2 separate regions of the Homo sapiens genome follow, and region 2 is linked to region 1. Evidence: chromatin contacts called from ENCODE Hi-C or POLR2A ChIA-PET data. All regions are on one chromosome and are shown on one strand. The core of a region is the stretch at or near the end of the contact, and the rest is flanking DNA. Distances in the headings are between cores, read along the strand shown.

Region 1 (2,554 bases), core at 20-2,519:
CCAGTAGTGCCTATTGTCCAATCTCTGAAAAAAAACCGTCTTACACATTTTGTCCAGTTTTCTATATTTTTAATATAAGAGGTTAAACCCAGTCCCCATTACTCCATCTTCGCTGGAAGCATAAGTCTCCTTACTTCATTTTAAATCTATGAATGAAGTCTTCTCCAAAGATGTTAATGTCCATAAAAAAATTAAAAGGATGGATGAAGAATGAGTTAAGAAAGGGCTGGCTAGAAGTCAGCTGAGTGGACATGTTAGGGCCCTAAATAACCACTAAGTGCATAATATCTTAGTTCATTTCGTGGCCACAAAGGCTCGGGCAAATAAATTTCGTCAAAAGTAGTTACTTAGGATGGCAAGACTGAATGCCTGCAACCCCTCAATATTTTAGTCAACAGACCACTTCAGGACCACCTTGAAGAAGGAATATGAGTCTAGATTGTTGTCAACCTTTTGTTAACATCTCCATTAAAAATAAGAAAACATCATTGTCTAAACTTACAGAACCAGTCCTAGCTACTTGGAAGAAAATGTCACAAACATCACTGGACTGCTCTTTAAGAAATGTGGCAATACATATTTTTGATGGCACAGAGGAAGGTAATTATTTTATTGGCTTCCTTATTAGATGCCATCTCAATCCCCTAACCAAGGCTCTGCCATGGTTGGAAAATTGCTGCTGATGAATTTCACTCTCTGAGTAACTTGGGGCCCGGCCTCTGAATAAGGACAAGGCACTCAGAGGGAGGCAATCTGAACCTTTAAACATCATAGAACTCCGGCTGCTCAGAAAGCAGCGCTGTGGAGGAGCTTGGCTCTGGATTCTAAGGGAGTGCATATCTAGATTTAAAGATTCCTTTGTTAGTTTGCATTTTGAGTTAGAGTGCCCTTTTGCCATCTCAAACCTTTAGCAGCATCTAACACATGTAATACAATTATTGGCCTTTCTGGTTAAAGATGGCCCACTGAAAAAATTTATTTATCTCAGTCCCTTTCAAACACAAATTTCCACTTAATCCCCAGTTTTGGTATGATTCTCCCACTCTTAAATGTGCCTGGTGTCCCCAAGTCTAGGAAACCCTCTATTTTACACGATTCAAACAGTAACTCTTTAGTCTTGCCAGTGTGGGGAAGGCCGATTGTCTGGCAGCAGGGCTTTGGAAAGCGGCCCAGGAGGTCTTTTTCTCAAACAGACTTATAACCAGCCCTGTGGTTTTTAGCTCAACTTTTGCCCCAGTTTCCACTTCCTGAGCCCTTTGAATGTCCTGTGACGTGCGCTTCTCAATTACTTCTCAGCTCTTCCCACTGCCAGTGTGCTAAATCGACTGCCGCTTACCTTACTGCTTTCTTGCTTTCAAAATTTGGCTATTGCTGTCTACTCTCCTGCTCCAGTTGTCCTTCAGTTTATTCATTAAAACAAACAAACAAAAGACTATTGCTGTTTTTGAGTTTTTAGGAAGAACCAGAGGTAATTAGAGTTTTTAGGAAGCATATTTTTCCTCTTTGGAACTTTGAAGAATCAGGGCCTGGGCTCTGGATGAAAGCACCAAGTTCAAAGGCATTTCTTTTAAGGAGCAGTGAGCTGGGCCCGGCCATACATGGAAGGCTGGGGGGCTAAGGTGACAGCGCTGGACCTTGAGGAATCTGCTACGTTCATTCTCTACTCATTCTGGCATTCCCAACAGGGGAATTGTGGGGCTGATCCGTTATGTGTATTAGCATGCTTTGCATCATGAAGAATCTGTGTTCTCCACGCTGCTACCTTTCCTATTCCAGCATTAGAAAGTAGATGTTGTACAAGGTATTACTAACTTATTTATGCCAGATTTTACTGAGCCCACTCCAAAAGGAGAAGTCAAGAGTCTCAATATCAGTTTCGGGCACAATTCATATGCAAAATTCCACTCTCTTTCAAATACATGCTCTTTTCAAAATGGTATTAACAATTATGTTTTCATAATTGTTTTAATATTCTCTCATAGAAGAGTTTATGAAAGCTTATATTTTCTCATTTGAAAAAAGTCATTTCATTTAAGGTATAGTTCAGTGGGCTTACCATAATCAGTAACATAAAACTCATACATGGTTTGATTTGAGCCTTTAGGTATTTCTGGTAAGTCCAACTTGCTTTCATGCTGCCGTAAGAAGGCTTCAAGCTTTTCTCTGCTTTCTAATTCCAGAAGGGCTCCTAAACTCCACATTAGGCCAAACACAAATAATTTATGAAGATGTTCGACACAGGAAACACCGCCTTCTTCTTTGGAGGGAATTAACCCTTCCAGAAGATTGAGAGACTGAAAATGTTTCAAATAAAATAAATTTTTAAATTAAAATTTTGAAAATAAAAAATTGTAAATAATAGTAAAATTAAAAGGAGGAAGGAAGAGAGAAGAAAAATAGATATATCTCAAGCTATTGCTTGATCACCGTCCTACAGCCAACAGCACGTAGAAGAAAGGCTATCCTGTTTTAGACAGGCAGCATGGTCTAGCAGAAAGGATGCTGAACTGAAAATCTGCTCCTGTGGTTTCAACCCTCAGCTCATCCCACTGAC
Region 2 (2,554 bases), core at 28-2,527, 270 kb before region 1:
ACTCCAGTCCAACATCTCCAGGAAATGTGAAGTGGGTGAGAAAACTGGCAGTGGTGGAAGAGAAGGAGCCAGGAGGCAGAGAGACTGATGGAGAGACAGGGCCTTTGAGAGATGTCCAGGGACAAAGAAGAGTCTTTTCTTTTCACACAGGGTTTATGAAATTGTAATTTCCTGAAACAGTATTCTACATTCAATCTCAGAATATCAAATATCAAGCAACTGAAATGGAGAGAAACATGTGTCCAGCAGTGGGTAGTTTTCAGTGCAGTTAAGAATAAACATGGACAGTGAGTAGCCCACACACTGAGAAGGGAGGTCTCAATGAGAGGGGTTATCATTAGGTGAGTTATGCCAGAGTGCTCATAATTTGTGTTTATTTTTATTTCCTATCCTTCTGATAAAGACAGCTGTTATTTCTACACTGCTTCAGACAGGGCTGGCTACATAATTTGTGGGGCCCAGTGCAAAATGAAAATGCAGCGCTCCTCATTCAAAAAGCAGAACAAAAGTGCTGTTACATATACAAAAACAAAGAGCTTTCTCCTTTCTTCTGCAATCCCTCAACTTGTGGTGCTTTTTATTTGCTATTTAAAGTACAAAGAGGGAGCCAGGCATGGTGGTCCACACCTGTAGTCCCAGATACTCGGGAGGCTGAGGAAGAAGGACTGCTTGAGCCCAGGCATTCAAGAGCAGTCTGGGTAACTTAGTGAGACCCCATTTTAAGTAAAGACTAAGTGATATGGTTTGACTGTCTCTCCACCCAAATCTCATCTTGAATTGTAGCCCCCATAATTCCCACATGTTGTTGGCAGGGTGGGTGGGAGGTAACTGAATCATGGAGGAGGTTCCCCCATACTCTTCTTGTGGTAATGAATGCGTCTCACGAGATCTGATGGTTTCATAAGAGGTTTCCCCTTTCACTTGGCTCTCTCATTCTCTTCTCTCGCCTGCTGCCATGTAAAACGTGCCTTTTGACTTCCACCATGATTGTGAGGCCTAGCCACGTGGAACTGGGAGTCCATTCATCCTCTTTTTCTTTATAAACTACCCCGTCTTGGATATGTCTTTATCAGCAGTGGGAAAACAGACTAATACATTAAGTAACTATGTAAAGAAAAACAAAGAAGCGTAAATTCTTAGCCTAAAGTTTATGATTCATTTTTATATGGTACAGTGCCAGTTTTAGATGCAGATTATTAAACCAAGAACAGAGGCTTCTGAGTGAAGGACTCCGCGCGACCGCACAGGTCACATGCGCGGAAGCCAGGCTTGGCTGCAGAACAGGAAGAAACATGACTTTTGTTTTCCAGCGTTCAAGCAGCTGGTTTTATGCACTCCAGACAGACAGTGTGATCGGGTGTCTGACATTTACAGTGTTTCTCCTGTGGGAAGCTAGGGTACATTTTTGAGCACCATCTCTGAAAGATTATAATGACCGCTTCATTAGAGAGAGAAAGAGGAGTCTGCAAGAAAAATGTTTCCCTTGCACTTCTTGAAGCTGTAAATGTCACTGCTCATTGTACGGAAATGCTACCAGGGCCAGGGCTGATAAGCCAATCAGGTAGCCTCCGGCAAAGGCATTTCATAAACACTGACTGAAACTGGCCTGGTAGCTTCAGGGCCCAATGGACTACACCAGGTGAGAGACTGAGAAATGGTTTCCTCGGGAGAGAACAAAACACCACCCTTCCACCTAGGAAGGGCAGGGGAGCTGGACATTACAGGAGACAGCTGTTTTCTTTCTAGAAGGTGTGCTGGGACAGAGTTAAGCCTGCATATCTGCCTTTTCCTCTGACTCCATCTTTTCCTGCTACACGAGATATCATGCAAGCATGTTGATGCCTTATGCCTTAATTAGAATTAACGTTCCCAGCCACTGGTGCCTCTTCTTTGCTTGTTTATGAAGTTAACACTTAACGATCCTCAAACTTTATGAGACTTATGTTATTGTCCTCATTTTCCTGATGAATAAACTGAGACTTCAAAGGATGATGTGACTGATGGAGGTCACCCAGCCAAAGTGGGTTTCCCTGAGCCTGGGGGCCAGGTCTGGCTGGCTCCAAAGTGAATCCTGGTCCTCAATCTTTCCCTGCCCCTGTCCATCATCCTGAATCTTGGCTCAGCATCACAGCACCGGCTGTGGATCTGTCTGCGGGATTCAGAGGGGCTAAGGATTTTACTAAATACCAACTGTACACAAACACACACACACATATAAATGGTGTAAATAGATATCTTTAGAGTCTGGGCACATCCCTTTGAATATCCTTCATGGTGGCAAATCTTTTCCTCTGAAAGTATATTTGATTTTTCAAAATGAATGAAAATTATTTGGAGCCTGATAGTTTAGTGGGCTGTGAATTTATTCTGCAGATAAAGTGGTAAAATAGGTAATTGGGATGTGGAAGGAATGAAAGGATAAAGGTCTGTCTGTCTGTCTGTCTGTCTGCGCGTATGCACATACGCCTTTTTTTTTTTTTTTTTTTTTTTTTGAGACAGAATCTCATTCCGTCACCAGGCTGGAGTGCAGTGGCGTGATCTCAGCTCGCTGTAA

Evidence for each region. Hi-C counts contacts between places; a loop is a spot of excess contacts on that map. ChIA-PET counts read pairs that join two places held with the same protein, here RNA polymerase II (POLR2A). Pooled maps may share reads with other maps.
Region 2: a pooled map shows a loop between it and region 1 (2.2-fold over the local background). The contact joins two enhancer-like sites. A Hi-C loop is called at or near these places in 2 of 168 maps with a recorded cell type or tissue (Caco-2 and Panc1), 2 of 37 single-sample maps with no recorded cell type and 3 of 50 pooled maps. POLR2A ChIA-PET finds 5 or more read pairs at or near these places in 1 of 52 experiments (activated CD4-positive, alpha-beta T cell).

What each region holds. Positions count from the first base shown.
Region 1 is chr6:38,875,331-38,877,884 of GRCh38, reverse strand. DNAH8 (dynein axonemal heavy chain 8) reads right to left here. Exons shown (of 93, transcript NM_001206927.2): 53 at 2,057-2,294. Among named protein-coding and RNA genes, the nearest start is that of DNAH8-AS1, 76 kb to the left of the region's middle. Within about 2 kb of position 1,269, at least 2 of the 41 ENCODE cell types and tissues checked have a DNase peak (open chromatin) inside an H3K27ac peak, as active enhancers do.
Region 2 is chr6:39,142,439-39,144,992 of GRCh38, reverse strand. No RefSeq gene overlaps it. Among named protein-coding and RNA genes, the nearest start is that of SAYSD1, 29 kb to the right of the region's middle. Within about 2 kb of position 1,277, at least 3 of the 41 ENCODE cell types and tissues checked have a DNase peak (open chromatin) inside an H3K27ac peak, as active enhancers do.